Linked DNA regions of Homo sapiens: region 2 is linked to region 1. Evidence: chromatin loops called from intact Hi-C (ENCODE). Cell type or tissue: PC-9. All regions are shown on one strand. Links, peaks and the distances in the headings refer to the core of each region. The heading gives the core; the rest is flanking DNA.

The links. Peaks named below come from ENCODE experiments on the same cell type or tissue, not always from the same donor. Only the 100,000 strongest peaks of a DNase experiment are listed, where the experiment ranks them.
Region 2: it touches region 1 in a loop (2.2-fold over the local background); 2 of 110 quality-filtered maps call a loop at or near these places.

What each region holds. Positions count from the first base shown.
Region 1 is chr9:106,789,467-106,798,184 of GRCh38, forward strand. No RefSeq gene overlaps it. Among named protein-coding and RNA genes, the nearest start is that of ZNF462, 69 kb to the right of the region's middle. In PC-9, for the core only: no CTCF peak of the experiment used is centred there; a DNase peak (open chromatin) is centred at 4,905; H3K4me3 peaks cover 531 bases; H3K27me3 peaks cover 1,075 bases.
Region 2 is chr9:106,920,965-106,929,682 of GRCh38, forward strand. ZNF462 (zinc finger protein 462) reads left to right here. Exons shown (of 13, transcript NM_021224.6): 2 at 2,390-2,639; 3 at 3,169-8,718. The coding sequence starts at 2,420. Among named protein-coding and RNA genes, the nearest start is that of ZNF462, 62 kb to the left of the region's middle. In PC-9, for the core only: no CTCF peak of the experiment used is centred there; no DNase peak of the experiment used is centred there.

The sequences.
Region 1 (8,718 bases), core at 325-8,324:
TCCGTCTTCTCCCTTAGCCTGTGTTCTTAAGAACTTAAAACCTCTTCAACTCTCACCTGACGTAAAATCTAAGCATCTTATTTTCTTCTGCAATGCCGCTTAACCCCAATACAAACTCGACAGTAGTTCCAAATAGCGGGAAACCGGCACTTTCAATTTTTCCATCCTACACGATCTAAATAATTCTTGTAAAATAGGCAAACGGTCTGAGGTGCCTGACGTCCAGGCATTCTTTTACACATCAGTCCCTCCCTAGTCTGCTCCCAATGCAACTCGTCCCAAATCTTCCTTCTTTCCCTCCCACCTGTCCCCTCAGTCCCAACCCCAAGCGTCCCTGAGTCTTTCTAATCTTCCTTTTCTACAGACCCATCTGACCTCTCCCCTCCTTGCTAGGCTGAGCTAGGTCCCAATTCTTCCTTGGCCTCCGCTCCTCCACCCTATAATCCTTTTATCACCTCCCCTTCTCACACCAGGTCCAGCTTACAGTTTCGTTCTGTGACTAGCCCTCCCCAACCTGCCCAGCAATTTACTCTTAAAAAGGTGGCTGGAGCTAAAGGCATAGTCAAAGTTAATACTCCTTTTTCTTTATCCCAAATCAGATAGCGTTTAGGCTCTTTTTCATCAAGTATAAAAATCCAGCCCAGTTCATGGCTCATTTGGCAGCAACCCTAAAACGCTTTACAGTCCTAGACCCTAAAAGGTCAAAAGGCCGTCTTACTCTCAGTATATATTTTGTTACCCAATCTGCTCCCAACATTAAATAAAACTCCAAAAATTAAATTCCGGCCCTCAGACCCCACAACAGGACTTAATTAACCTCGCCTTCAAGGTGTACAATAATAAAGTAGAGGCAGCCAAATAGCAACATATTTCTGAGTTGCAATTCCTTGCCTCCACTGTGAGACAAACCCCAGCCACATTTCCAGCACACAAAAACTTCCAAACGCCTAAACCGCAGTGGCCAGGCGTTCCTCCAGAACCACCTCCCCCAGGAGCTTGCTACAAGTGCCAGAAATCTAGCCACTAGGCCAAGGAATGCCGGCAGCCCAGGATTCCTCCTAAGCCGTGTCCCATCTGTGCAGGACCCCACTAGAAATCGGACTGTTCAACTCACCTGGTAGCCACTCCTGGAGCTCCTAGAACTCTGGCCCAAGGCTCTCTGACTGACTCCTTCTCAGATCTTCTCAGCTTAGCGGCTGAAGACTGACGCTGCCCGATCGCCTCAGAAGCCCCGTAGACCATCACGGACGCCGAGCTTTAAGCAACTCTCACAGTGGAAGGTAAGTCCGTCCCCTTCTTAATCAATACGGAGGCTACCCACTCCACATTACCTTCTTTTCAAAGGCCTGATTCCCTGCCTCCATAACTGTTGTGGGTATTGACGGCCAGGCTTCTAAACCTCTTAAAACTCCCCAACTCTGTTGCCAACTTAGGCAATACTTTTTTAAGCACTCCTTTTTAGTTGTCCCCACCTGCCCAGTTCCCTTATTAGGCCAAGACACTTTAACTAAATTATCTGCTTCCCTGACTATTCCTGAACTACAGCCGCATCTCATTGCCGCCCTTCTCCCCAACCCAAAGCCTCCTTTGCGTCTTCCTCTCGTATCCCGCCACCTTAACCCACAAGTATAGGACATCTCTACTCCTTCCCTGGCAACCGATCACATGCCCATTACCATCCCATTAAAACCTAATCACTCTTACCCGGCTTAACGCCAATATCCCATCCCACAGCACACTTTAAAAGAATTAAAGCCTGTTATCACTCGCCTGCTACAGCGTGGACTTCTAAAACCTATAAACTCTCCTTACAATTCTCCCATTTTACCTGTCCAAAATCCGGACAAGTCTTACAGATTGGTTCAAGATCTGCACCTTATCAACCAAATTGTTTTGCCTATCCACCCTGTGGTGCCCAACCCGTACACTCTTTTGTCCTCAATACCTTCCTCCACAACTCACTATTCCATTCTTGATCTTAAAGATGCTTTTTTCACTATTCCCCTGCACCCCTTGTCCCAGCCTCTCTTTGCTTTCACCTGGACTGACCCTGACACCCAACAGTCCCAGCAGCTTACCTAGGCTGTGCTGCCGCGAAGTTTCAAGGACAGCCCTCATTACTTCAGCCAAGCTCTTTCTCATGATTTACTTTCTTTCCATCCCTCCGCTTCTCACCTTATTCAATATATTGATGACCTTTTTCTTTGTAGCCCCTCCTTTGAATCTTCTCAACAAGACACACTTCTGCTCCTTCAGCATTTATTCTCTGAAGGATATCAAGTATCCCCCTCCAAAGCTCAAATTTCTTCTCCATCCGTTACCTACCTCGGCGTAATTCTCATAAAAACACACGTGCTCTCCCTGCTGATCATGTCTGACTGATCTCTCAAACCCCAACACCTGCTACATCCTAGGCATAGTTAGATACTTTCGCCTTTAAATGCCTAGATTTGCCATCCTAACAAAATCATTATATAAACTCACAAAAAGAAACCTAGCTGACTCCATAGATCCTAAGTCTTTCCCTACTCCTCTTTCTGTTCCTTGAAGACAGCTTTAAAGACTGCCCCAACCCTAGCTCTCCCTGACTTATCCCAACCCTTTTCATTACACACAGCCGAAGTGCAAGGCTGTGCAGTCAGAATTCTTACACAAGGACCAGGATCGCGTCCTGTAGCCTTTTTGTCCAAACAACTTGACATTACTGTTTTAAGCTGGCCATCATGTCTCCGTGCAGTGGCTGCTGCCACCCTAATACTTTTAGAGTCCCTTAAAATCACAAACTATGCTCAACTCACTCTCTACGGCTCTCATCATTTCCAAAATCTATTTTGTTCCTCACACCTGACGCATATACTTTCTGCTCCCCAGCTCCTTCAGCTGTACTCACTCTTTGTTAAGTCTCCTACAATTACCACTGTTCTTGGCCCAGACTTCAATCCGGCCTCCCACATTATTCCTGATACCACACCTGACCCTCATGACTGCATCTCTCTGATCCACCTGACGTTCACCCCATTTCCCCACATTTCCTTCTTCCCTGTTTCTCACCCTGATGACACTTAGTTTATTGATGGCAGTTCCACCAGGCCTAATCGCCACACACCAGCAAAGGCAGGCTATGCTATAGTACAAGCCACTAGCCTGCCTCTTAGAACCTCTCATTTCCTTTCCATCATGGAAATCTATCCTCAAGGAAATAACTTCTCAGTGTTCCATCTGCTATTCTATTACTCCTCAGGGATTATTCAGGCCCCCTCCCTTCCCTACACATCAAGCTCAGAGATTTGCCCCCACCCAGGACTGGCAAATTAGCTTTACTTAACATGCCCTGAGTCAGGAAACTAAAATACCTCTTGGTCTAGGTAGACACTTTCACTGGATAAGTAGAGGCCTTTCCCACAGGATCTAAGAAGGCCACCACGGTCATTTCTTCCCTTCTGTCAGACATAATTCCTCGGTTTGGCCTTCCCACCTCTATACAGTCCGATAGCAGACCGGCCTTTGTTAGTCAAATCAGCCAAGCATTTTTTCAGGCTCTTAGTATTCAGTGAAACCTTTATATCCCTTACAGTCCTCAGTCTCCAGAAAAGTCTTCAAACTAATAGTCTTTTAAAAACACACCTCACCAAGCTCAGCCACCAACTTAAAAAGGACTGGACAGTACTTTTACCACTTTCCCTTCTCAGAAATTCAGGCCTGTCCTCAGAATGCTACAAGGTACAGCCATTTTAAGCTCCTGTATAGATGCTCCTTTTTATTAAGCCCCAGTCTCATTCCAGACACCAGACCAACTTAGATTGTGCCCCAAAAAACTTGTCATCCCTACTGTCTTCTGTCTAGTCATACTCCTATTCACCATTCTCAACTACTCATACATGCTCTGCTCTTGTTTACACTGCCAGTTTACACTGTTTCTCCAAGCCATCACAGCAGATATCTCCTGGTGCTATCCCCAAACCGCCACTTTTAACTCTTAAAGTAAATAAATAATCTTTGCTGGCAAGGCTATGCTGAACCTTCTTAGGCACTCTCTAATTGGATGTCCTAGGTCCTCCCAATTCTTGGTCCTTTAATACCTTTGTTTCTCCTTCTCTTATTCCGTTTAGTTTTTCAATTCATACAAAACTGTATCCAGGCCATCACCAATAATTCTAAATGACAAATGTTTCTTCTAACAACCCCATAATATCACCCCTTACCACAAAATCTTCCTTCAGCTTCATCTCTCCCACTCTAAGTTCCCACGCCGCCCCTAATCCCGCTCGAAGCAGCCCTGAGAAACATCGCCCATTATCTCTCCATACCACCCCTCAAAAATTTTCACTGTCCCAATACTTTACCACTATTTCGTTTTATTTTTCTTATTAATATAAGAAGACAGTCAGGAGTTCGAGACCAGCCTGATCAACATGGTGAAACCCCGTCTCTACTAAAAATGCAAAAAATTAGCCGGGCATGGTGGTGGGCACCTATAATCCCAGTTACTTGGGAGGCTGAGGCAGGAGAATCGCTTGAACCCGGGAGGCGGAGGTTGCAGTGAGCCACGATGATCCCGCCACTGCACTCCAGCCTGGGCAACAGTGCCGAGACTCCGTCTCAGGAAAAAAAAAAAAACAACACTGATTGAGACGATCCATGTAAAGTACTTAGTATAGTGCCTGAAGCAAAATAAATGGCCAATGAATGCAACTGTTATCAATCATTGTGCTAAGTTTTTAAAGATGACTAGGATTCCTGGGCAGGGGGGATCGGGGGCGGGGGGCCAAGAAAAAGTAGAGAAGGGGATTCTAAGGAGGCAAAAACACTTATGAAAACAAACCAGAATTAAGAAAGCTGGTGAAGAGTATGTGTTTGAAGGGAGGGGCAAGTAATGAGATTGGAAAGATAAGCTGGGTCCTGATTGTGAAAGGGCTTGTAAACCACATGAACAAGTTTGAACTTTATCCCTCAGGCAAAGAGTAAACAATGGAAGTCTTTTTTTTTTTTTTTTTTTTTTGAGACGGAGTCTTGCTCAGTCTCCCAGGCTGGAGTGCAGTGGCGCTATCTCGGCTCACTGCAAGCTCCGCCTCCCGGGTTCAGGCCTTTCTCCTGCCTCAGCCTCCCAAGTAGCTGGGACTACTGGCGCCTGCCACTACGGCTGGCTAATTTTTTTATATTTTTAGTAGAGATGGGGTTTCACCGTGTTAGCCAGGATTGTCTTGATCTCCTGACCTCGTGATCCGCTCGCTTCGGCCTCCCAAAATGCTGGGGCCACGGCACCCGGCCGACAATGGAAGTCTTTAAGCAGAGAAGTAACCTTATGACATTTTTTTAGGAAGAAAATCCTGGCAGAAGAGTGTATGAAAAATTGGAAAGATGCAAATCCAGAGGCAGGGATATCCGTGGGAAATGTTTGCAATAATCTTGGCAAGAAAAATCTAAGGTAGTGATAATGAGTGAGAAATGAAGTGGAAGAATTGGACTTGAGGAATATTCTAAGGTAGGATGAGCAGATCGTAATGATTGATAGAATGCAAGGAACAAGAGAGAAGGAAGAGTCTGTAACCTATAATGACTCAAGCTAGAATAAAGACAAGAGAAGCAGAGGCAGCATAGATTTTGTTGTTCAGATGAGCAGTATGTGTATGCAAGACATGCTAGTAGGACTGTTATACAGGTAGTTGGAAACTGGGTCTAGAGTTCATTGCAAAGCTCCGAGCTAGAGATATAAATTTGGAAGTCATCAGAGAATAGCGAGCAGTGAAAACTCCGGGATTGATTCCAAAAAGAGGAGTTGAACAAGCTTTCTTCTTGGTCTGTTGCATTACTTTCCCTGCTATTCACTCTTCTGAAATGAAGTGCAATCCATGTCACATGGTCTCCAAAAATAATGTCTTCAAGCCGTCCTAGAGCTATTCACCTTTCACATTTTTATTCCACAAAATGCAGCCATGGTTAAGTCACCTCATTGTCTCATGTAGAAGAAGCATCCTTTGGCATTGAATTCATCAACAAAAAAACTGCTCCTTGGATTTTTGGGACTGTTTTCTTGACAGAAACCAGCCTCTTACCATAAACAATTTATGCCTCAACTTTGTTCAGCCTCAAAATGTTGGAGGACTAAACTGACCATTTTTTACAATGCATACTCATTTTCAGGAAGTAGCTGCATACAAATTTACCAAGAAACCCATAATTTTATGACAAATCAGTGTTTCAAAGGCCCTTCCACCTTTTACATTTTTTCTTCCTCTCAAGTCTTAGCAGGCAGATTCTTCTCTACAAATAAGGCTAAGCCCTTTATCGTGTCCCAGGTCCATAATGAATTGCATGACTCTTCTAGAATAAGAAATTTTGATCACAGAATATGTCTCTAAAGGGCTAAGGATGATCTTAAGGGTTTATGAAGCAGATATCTACCAGGAGAGAGAGAATATTTTTTTCCACCAGAATCCTAGTTTGGGCTGGGTAGGAGGAGGCCCCAGGCCAGTTATTTGAAGCAAATGAATGACCAAACATTGTCATTTTGGGCAATAGTTCACCATTTGCTTTGGATGAATGTAAAGAATTATGGGCAGGGCCATTATTAGACAGCCATAATATCTCATCATTCTCAAGCTTAATGTTGGACAAAAAAGAAGTTGCAGACTAAGGATGCCTTTGAGTTGACTGATGGATATAATTAACCAGAATGGCTTGGTAGTTTCCTCATTGCTCCATATACCATGTCTTCTTAACAATAGGAGCCAGTTATAACAAATCATCAATGAAAGAGCACAGAATTGAAATTTAGAAACATTAGGTTCACATCCCAGCTTCAATCTTGAGCAAATTAATTAAACTTTTAGGGGCTTATTATCCCTATTTGTAAAACATTGAAAATAGTACCACTTTACAGGGTTTTGTTTAAGCATCAGTGGGATAATATATGTGAAAACCTTTATCATAGCACCAAGTAAATAAAGACTTGCCCCCAAACATCAGTACTGGATCAGAAAAACAGCTTGGGCTCCAAATAAGATCATGGTCTGCTTATGCCAGATGTTGAGTCTTTGTTCTAATGATATAGTAGAATGAGTCTTAGCTCTAATGAAAGAGTCTTTGCTCTGTTGAACTTAGAGATCCTGAGTCATATTAGTTGGAGACCAGACCTGACCCATCTTTATATTAACCATCAGCAAATGCATTCTTATTTGAGTGACTAGAAAATTTAGGACTTTTAAGAAGTCGTTGCTTTTCTGTTTGTGATTTTTTTTTAGGTGCTCAACAAGAGAACCTACCTTTACCTCAATGTAAAAAAGCCATAAAAATCTGACAACACAACTGCTTAAATTAAAAAAATATATATATGCAGAACTTCAGACAGAAAAGGTAGAGTATCCCTCAGATTTAGTAAAGTTTTGGGTAGGGAACTAGCTGATTTTAAGACACTAGACTAGAGCTGCCTTGATATTATAACATAGTATGCATGACTAATATCTGGCATAGTTTTCAAACATAAATCTATTCCCCATAAACTTTGACTATGTGTGGCTCCCTCTCCAGTGTAAAATTTTGTCTGAGGAAAATTCCAAAGAGTTTCACTGAATACAAAAAACTGAAGAGAGCAAACTTAACAAATAAGACATTTTGGAAAAGGTCAAAGGATATTTAAGAGAGCTTGCCAAGATAAACAGCATAGGTTCAAAGAAAAAAAAAACTTATAATAAATTAATATTTTAGAATCCAATATATGTCACTCTCCTTGTATATTAGAATGAAATAGACATCCATTTAACAAGTACTCACCAAGGAGAAATTGATTTTGGGGGCCCACTGGACATTCACACCACAGTTTGCTACTGATACAATGAAAGGTTAATGTACCCAGTCACACAGAGCCAGTGAAGGAGGCTTGAGGTTGCACCTCATTCATGACCAAATCATCTTCAGGCAACCAAGAGACTTCCTGGAAACTTCTGTGAGAAGCTGTGGACTTTGCCATCCTGGGCCATTTATCCAGGCATGATGTTTAATTAGTGCACACAAAGTCGACGTGAAGGCTTGGCAACTCATCCTCTCACCCCTGTTGGGTTCATTGCCTCATTAGAAAAGCCCTGGATGACTAACCAGCCAGACAAAACTAACAAGCACATTTTCCACTGTCCACAGTAGCAGTAGCTAACATTTTTATAAAGATATAAGGTTTACAAAGTGATTTTATGTATGCAATACTCTCTGTTGCAGAGTAGCAGACAAAGCACCAGACCTTGGATTTCAAAGACCCGAGTCTATATCTCAATCGTCTCAATCCTGCCATTATGTGACGCTGGAAAGAGTGCTAATGCTGCCTGCCTCACAGGGAGTTGTTGGGATTATCTGAGATAGTACATGTAAACATAACTACCCCTTTGCAGGTGCTCAGTGATGATTGTCGTGACCCAATCTACTGCCTTCCCACTTCTCCAACCATTTAATTTGAAGAGTGAAATTGCCTAAATTGTCTGCTCTACATCTGAAGATATGGTGGCCCCAGAGTGACCCCCTATGTAGATCAGATGGTCAATGACAATAGAGGTTAACTGAGAAGATCATAATAGGAGATTCAGACAGGAAAGCTGGAATAGAAGACAACGTCAGCTAGGTTGACCCATCTTCAGATAAAATCTTATTGCCAATCCAGACTTCCTAGAAATTATTTTCTAGCTAAGCATGATTCTTGTTAGTTGCTGAGCTAATGTGATTATGCTGTATCCA
Region 2 (8,718 bases), core at 442-8,441, 130 kb after region 1:
CAATGGAGCTTTCAGAGAACCTCCTTTAAAAGGAATAGCTACAGCCTTTGTGTTGAAGGGTGTGTCTGTTGGCAGGGTCTGCTGATGCAGACAGACTGGCTGGTGATTAACAAAGGTCATTAGACTTTGGAATCTGGCAAGCAGAGTCGGATGGTATGTCTTCTGTGTGTGGAAGGACGACTTCCAAGAAGCCAAGGCATTCTGGAGGTCCCCCCACTGCACCCCTAAATCCTGATGTAGAACAGGATCTGGCCCAGGGTCATCCTGCTCTGACCAGGGCTCTGCTGGGACTAACAAACCAGCATATCAATCATGGAATAAAAGAACCTTTGGAGATCTTGGTGAATGACATTTGAGGAGGAGAAAGGTGCTGCTTTTCAGAGAGAAATGAAAACAGTTAATTCTTTGTTGGGAAGAGAAGAGCATAGGAGGAGCCCAGCCTGCTCTTCTAGCATTCATTTCTGATTGTTAGCCTAGCAGACTCCAGGAGAAGCCATGTTGTGCACGGAGGAGAAGCTCTGAGCTAAAATGGCTGCCCCTAAAGCTCAGAGGACTAGGGCAGCTTAGTGAGTCTTAGAGCTTCAGTGACGCAGGAGCTCATATCTCTTGAAAGTGTGATAAACACATTCAGCAGAGCTGTGGCTTGTTTGGCTGAGATGAAAGGACTAAGCTTGGGGGATGGGGAGTGCACACTGGATGATCTGCTTTTTTCTGTGAAGTGTTCTAAATGCAGGAGTTGTCTGCACCATGGAAAAATTTGTTTTCAGGTCTAATGGACTGTGCGAAAGGAGAAGTGGGGTGGGGCCTCAGTGACTGCTGTAATTTGATCCAGAGCTGATAGCAACCTCTTCCACACAATTTGGGTTGGTGCTTAGACATAAAAGCTTGTGTATCTGGAATATTGAGACTTAGCTGAAAAGAGTCTGGTGCACAGTTCAATGTTTATTGAAAAAGGATAAATTGCTGGGTGAAAGAAGAGGAGGTAAATATCTGCGGCTCACTCTGCAAGCTCAGTCTGTCCAGAACTGGACTTGCCAGAAGTTATTTTAGCAGGCGATCAGGAGGAGCATTCTTTGATAGAAAATCCTTGTGTGATGGCTCCTTTCACTACATTGATGTATTATTACTGGACTTTTTTGTTCCTGCAGAAATAATTTATCTTTTACAGTAAAAGTATAGAGTATTACATCATAAAATACATTGGCTACGGTGTTAGTTCTTGGACATCTGGTTCTAGATTACAGTGACTCAGTAGAGTTTGTGATGATCTTACTGAAGTAACTTACTCATTAGATAATAACAGGGTATCTCAACTTAGGATATACATTAAGATAGGAAGGACTCCACCTTTCTAATACATTTTTGACTTCTTGATGGTGGGACTCTCCTTTGAGTTAGTGTGTAGCTTTCTGTATATTTCAGTCACAAAGTAAATAGCAGAATGAAGGTAGCTGGGCAAGTTTTGATTTATTCCACGGTAGGTTCACAGCTTTTTGCATCCAGGTATGTGCTTCATGTTTGTAAAGGAAAGAAGTGGAAAAAGGTAAAGTCATGACTTAGAAGCCCTTCTTCAAAAATGCAAGTTTCTGTTGTCTTCATGCAAATTGAGGTGCCAAGGTGCAACTTTAAACAGAAACTGGATTGTCATCCAAAGTTGGTTGTTTGAAAATCTCATGAGGAATATTTTATGACCTAATTAGATTGAAGAAGCTGTTAGGTTATAATTGGTAGGTAGTAAAACAGCAAATAGTCATTTAGCTCATGGAAAAAAAAACCCACAACTAAACTATTTGGAGAAGGGAGGAAAGAGAGGTGCACCCCAATATCAGCAAAGTTATTAAAGTAAGAAAAGCTACAATAAAAATGCTCTACCTCCACCCCCAAGATTTAAATACTATTTCACTAATTGGTGATAAAACACCAAGGTCATAATACTAAATAAACAGCTAATGAAGGTTGAAATTTTCCCTTTCTTCTGTGTGGACATCCTCTTTACTTTTGAGATGGTTCCAATTTAAAAAGAAAATGAGTCCAAGGCAGAACCAAAGCCAACATTAAGTTACCAAGAAATTTGGATTCAGTGGAGAAGCTCAGAAACTTCTAAAACTTTTGAAGTATTAAGCGTTTCCTTGACAAATGGCATTGGAAGACATATCATGCTAGAAAATGTTTATCTGGTATTTTTCCTTCTTTGAAGTTATGAGGTCAAGGACATCATCTCCATTATGTCTGATTGCCTCTCTTTAGCCAATGTTCCAACTGGCAAAGTCCAATAAGAGAAATCTACTGATACTGGAATTTTTTCCCATTAATGGATATATAGCCCCATCAGCTCGAGGTATGTGATTAGTGCATTCCTTAAGATGTTTTGTTCTGACTTCTGCCACAGGTTCCTAATGTGAGAGGCTAGACCCAGATCATGGAGGTGCTTCAGTGTGATGGCTGTGATTTCCGAGCCCCGTCTTATGAAGATCTCAAGGCACACATTCAGGATGTCCACACGGCATTTCTGCAGCCAACTGATGTTGCTGAGGACAATGTGAATGAGCTACGATGTGGGTCCGTGAATGCCAGTAATCAGACAGAGGTGGAGTTTTCTTCTATAAAGGATGAATTTGCCATTGCAGAAGATTTATCAGGTAAATCTATACTAAACTTGGCACGGCCGATGTATTTTAATTGCTCTTGTTTCCTTTTAGCCTGTAGCCATGGTTCTTAATATACGTGGCTTTTGCAGAGTTTCTTGTGCTTTGCTAGCCATTTTTGTGGTTTGGGCATCATGTATCTCTCCTTGAGTACCTTAGGTTTTATCCTTTCGAAAGCTTCCTCATATATCCTACCTTTCAATTTGGAGAACAAGATAGTTGCTTGGAAAGTTCTAGAAAAAGTAGTACAATTTATGCAACTTGTATTTTTATAGCTGTGTGGCTCATTTATGGAGATGAGGAGAATACCTAAAGCTATACACTGCATCTTTATCCATGAGAAGGTGCAGTACGTATATCTTCATTGATGCTTTGTGAATACTCTTCAAGGCCTCATCTTGAGACTTCAGGCCTTTTGCATGTGATGTTTAGTAATGAAGAATAATTGGAATGGTACTGATTTGCATGATTGGATATTTTAATTATCTTTTGCTTTGTCACTTTCCTTATGCTTTTTCTTTAGGTCAAAATGCAACTTCATTGGGGACCGGAGGTTACTATGGCCACAGTCCAGGATATTATGGTCAGCATATTGCCGCTAATCCCAAACCAACAAACAAGTTTTTTCAATGCAAGTTCTGTGTACGCTACTTCAGGTCAAAAAACCTCCTCATAGAACACACTAGAAAGGTCCATGGAGCTCAAGCTGAAGGGAGTTCATCAGGACCCCCTGTCCCGGGATCCTTAAATTATAATATCATGATGCACGAGGGATTTGGAAAGGTCTTCTCTTGCCAGTTTTGCACATACAAGTCACCAAGAAGGGCAAGAATAATTAAGCATCAGAAGATGTATCACAAAAACAATTTGAAGGAGACCACTGCTCCCCCACCTGCTCCTGCTCCAATGCCAGACCCTGTGGTTCCGCCCGTATCACTGCAGGACCCCTGCAAGGAACTGCCAGCAGAGGTTGTGGAGCGCAGCATCTTAGAGTCTATGGTCAAGCCTTTGACCAAATCTCGAGGCAACTTTTGTTGTGAGTGGTGCAGCTACCAGACCCCCCGCCGAGAACGCTGGTGTGACCACATGATGAAGAAACACCGCAGTATGGTCAAGATCCTTTCCAGTCTCAGACAGCAACAAGAAGGAACTAATCTACCTGATGTGCCGAACAAGAGTGCCCCCAGCCCCACTTCCAACTCCACCTATCTGACCATGAATGCTGCAAGCCGGGAGATACCCAATACTACCGTCTCCAACTTCAGGGGCTCCATGGGCAACTCCATCATGAGACCCAATTCTTCAGCTTCCAAGTTTTCGCCCATGTCTTACCCTCAGATGAAGCCGAAGTCACCTCACAATTCTGGTCTAGTTAACTTGACAGAGAGATCCCGTTATGGAATGACTGACATGACCAATTCTTCTGCTGACCTGGAAACTAACAGCATGCTAAATGACTCTAGTTCTGATGAAGAGTTAAATGAAATAGACAGTGAGAATGGTTTAAGTGCTATGGATCACCAGACATCAGGCCTGTCTGCAGAGCAGCTGATGGGCTCAGATGGCAACAAATTATTGGAGACCAAGGGGATTCCATTTAGAAGATTCATGAATAGGTTCCAGTGCCCCTTTTGTCCTTTCCTCACCATGCATCGACGTAGCATCTCTCGTCACATAGAAAACATCCACTTATCTGGAAAGACAGCTGTCTACAAATGTGACGAATGTCCGTTTACTTGCAAGAGCTCGTTGAAACTTGGGGCTCACAAACAGTGTCACACGGGTACAACGTCAGATTGGGATGCTGTGAATTCCCAGAGTGAAAGCATTTCTTCCTCACTGAATGAAGGTGTGGTGTCTTATGAGAGCTCAAGCATCAATGGTAGAAAGTCAGGAGTCATGTTGGATCCCTTGCAGCAGCAACAGCCACCGCAGCCACCACCACCGCCGCCGCCACCACCACCATCACAGCCACAGCCACTGCAGCAGCCACAGCCACCACAGCTGCAGCCACCACATCAGGTGCCACCCCAGCCACAAACACAGCCACCACCAACGCAGCAGCCACAGCCACCCACACAAGCCGCACCTCTGCACCCATACAAATGCACCATGTGTAATTACTCCACCACAACTCTGAAAGGGCTAAGAGTCCATCAGCAGCATAAACATTCATTCTGTGACAACTTGCCAAAATTCGAGGGGCAGCCCTCAAGCCTACCATTGGAAAATGAGACAGACAGCCACCCCTCTTCCAGCAACACTGTGAAGAAAAGTCAGACCTCAATTCTTGGGTTGTCCTCCAAGAACAATTTTGTAGCTAAAGCCTCTAGGAAGCTCGCCAATGACTTTCCTCTAGATTTGTCACCCGTGAAGAAGAGAACCAGGATTGACGAGATAGCAAGCAACCTTCAGAGCAAAATTAACCAAACCAAACAGCAGGAAGATGCAGTGATCAATGTTGAGGATGATGAAGAGGAAGAGGAAGACAACGAAGTCGAGATAGAGGTTGAGTTGGACAGGGAGGAAGAACCGACAGAACCCATCATAGAGGTTCCCACTTCCTTTTCTGCCCAACAGATATGGGTAAGAGATACCAGTGAGCCCCAGAAAGAGCCCAACTTCAGAAACATCACCCACGATTACAATGCCACCAATGGGGCTGAGATTGAGCTCACCCTTTCTGAAGATGAAGAGGATTATTATGGCTCCTCAACAAACTTGAAAGATCACCAAGTTTCCAATACTGCTCTGCTGAATACCCAAACTCCCATCTATGGGACTGAGCACAATAGTGAAAACACAGACTTTGGTGACTCTGGAAGGCTTTACTATTGTAAACACTGTGACTTTAACAACAAATCTGCCCGGAGTGTTAGCACCCACTACCAACGAATGCACCCATACATTAAATTCAGCTTTAGGTACATCTTGGACCCCAATGATCACAGTGCAGTGTACAGGTGCCTGGAATGCTACATCGATTACACCAACTTCGAAGATCTCCAGCAGCATTATGGCGAGCACCACCCAGAAGCCATGAATGTACTCAACTTTGATCACTCGGACCTGATCTACCGGTGTCGGTTTTGTTCATACACGAGCCCGAATGTTAGAAGCCTGATGCCACATTACCAAAGAATGCATCCCACGGTGAAGATCAACAACGCGATGATATTTTCAAGCTATGTCGTGGAGCAGCAGGAAGGGCTGAATACAGAATCCCAGACCCTGAGGGAGATTCTGAATTCGGCTCCCAAGAACATGGCGACTTCCACACCTGTGGCTCGTGGTGGTGGTTTGCCAGCTACGTTCAACAAAAACACTCCTAAGACCTTTACTCCTGAATGTGAAAATCAGAAGGACCCTTTGGTCAACACTGTTGTTGTTTATGATTGTGATGTTTGTTCGTTTGCAAGCCCCAACATGCATTCTGTCTTGGTTCATTATCAGAAGAAACACCCCGAAGAAAAGGCTTCCTACTTTAGGATCCAGAAAACTATGCGAATGGTGTCTGTGGACAGGGGCTCTGCCCTTTCTCAATTATCATTTGAGGTGGGTGCTCCAATGTCTCCCAAAATGTCCAACATGGGTTCCCCACCCCCCCCACAACCCCCGCCACCAGACCTCAGTACTGAGCTTTACTACTGCAAACACTGTTCCTACAGCAATCGGTCAGTTGTGGGAGTGCTTGTCCACTACCAGAAAAGACACCCAGAAATAAAGGTTACTGCCAAATATATCAGACAGGCTCCTCCCACAGCTGCAATGATGAGAGGGGTCGAAGGGCCCCAAGGCTCCCCCCGGCCACCCGCCCCCATACAACAGCTGAACCGAAGCAGCTCTGAGAGAGATGGCCCTCCTGTGGAGAATGAGATGTTCTTTTGCCAGCACTGTGATTATGGGAACCGGACGGTCAAAGGGGTACTCATTCATTATCAGAAGAAGCACCGAGACTTCAAGGCCAATGCAGATGTGATCCGGCAGCATACGGCCACCATTCGAAGCCTCTGCGACCGAAATCAGAAGAAGCCTGCCAGCTGCGTGCTTGTCTCCCCCTCTAATCTGGAGCGGGACAAAACGAAACTCCGAGCACTCAAATGTAGGCAGTGCTCATATACCTCCCCCTACTTCTATGCACTGAGGAAGCATATCAAGAAAGACCACCCCGCCCTGAAAGCCACAGTCACGTCCATCATGCGATGGGCATTTCTAGATGGCTTGATAGAAGCTGGCTACCACTGCGAGTGGTGCATCTACTCCCATACGGAGCCCAACGGTTTGCTCCTGCATTACCAACGGAGGCATCCAGAACACTATGTTGATTACACCTACATGGCTACTAAACTGTGGGCTGGGCCAGACCCATCCCCTCCCTCTCTCACAATGCCAGCCGAAGCCAAAACCTACAGATGCAGGGACTGTGTTTTCGAAGCTGTTTCCATCTGGGACATCACTAATCACTACCAAGCATTCCACCCCTGGGCCATGAATGGTGATGAGTCAGTGCTACTGGACATCATCAAGGAGAAAGATGCTGTGGAGAAGCCCATTCTTTCATCCGAAGAGTTGGCAGGCCCTGTGAATTGTGAAAACAGTATACCCACCCCTTTCCCGGAGCAGGAAGCTGAATGTCCAGAGGATGCAAGACTGTCCCCTGAGAAAAGCCTGCAGCTAGCTTCAGCCAACCCCGCCATATCCTCCACCCCATACCAGTGCACGGTATGCCAATCTGAGTATAACAACTTGCACGGCCTTCTCACTCATTATGGGAAGAAGCACCCTGGCATGAAAGTGAAGGCTGCTGACTTTGCCCAGGACATTGACATCAACCCAGGTGCCGTCTACAAATGCAGGCATTGCCCATACATCAACACCCGCATCCACGGCGTACTGACCCACTACCAGAAGCGACACCCGTCCATCAAGGTGACCGCTGAGGACTTTGTGCACGACGTAGAGCAGTCTGCTGACATATCCCAGAATGACGTGGAGGAGACGAGCAGGATCTTCAAGCAAGGGTATGGCGCCTACCGGTGCAAACTGTGTCCGTACACACACGGCACTTTGGAGAAACTAAAAATCCACTACGAGAAGTATCACAATCAGCCTGAATTTGATGTCTTTTCCCAGTCGCCCCCGAAGCTGCCAGTCCCCCTCGAGCCCGAGATGACCACTGAAGTGAGCCCTTCCCAAGTCTCCATCACTGAGGAGGAGGTGGGAGAGGAGCCCGTGTCCACTTCTCACTTCTCTACCTCCCACCTGGTCTCCCACACTGTGTTCCGGTGCCAGCTCTGCAAGTACTTCTGCTCCACGAGGAAGGGGATCGCCAGGCACTACCGCATCAAGCACAATAATGTCCGAGCCCAGCCAGAAGGCAAGAACAACCTCTTCAAGTGTGCCCTGTGTGCCTACACCAACCCCATCCGCAAAGGTCTGGCAGCCCACTACCAGAAGCGCCACGACATTGATGCGTATTACACTCACTGCTTGGCAGCCTCCAGGACCATCAGCGACAAGCCCAACAAAGTGATCATCCCATCCCCGCCCAAGGACGACTCCCCTCAGCTGAGCGAGGAACTCCGGCGGGCAGTGGAGAAGAAAAAGTGCTCCTTGTGCTCTTTCCAGTCGTTCAGCAAGAAGGGCATCGTGTCCCATTACATGAAACGCCACCCAGGGGTGTTCCCAAAGAAGCAGCACGCCAGCAAGTTGGGGGGCTACTTCACGGCCGTCTATGCAGATGAGCATGAGAAGCCCACACTGATGGAAGAAGAGGAGAGAGGCAACTTTGAGAAAGCCGAGGTGGAGGGTGAAGCTCAGGAAATCGAGTGGCTCCCATTCCGCTGCATCAAATGCTTCAAGCTGTCCTTTAGCACTGCAGAGCTGCTGTGCATGCATTACACTGACCACCACAGTCGGGACCTAAAGAGGGACTTCATCATTCTGGGCAACGGCCCCCGCTTGCAGAACTCCACCTACCAGTGTAAGCACTGTGATAGCAAACTGCAAAGCACAGCCGAGCTGACCTCACACTTGAACATTCACAATGAGGAATTCCAGAAGCGTGCCAAAC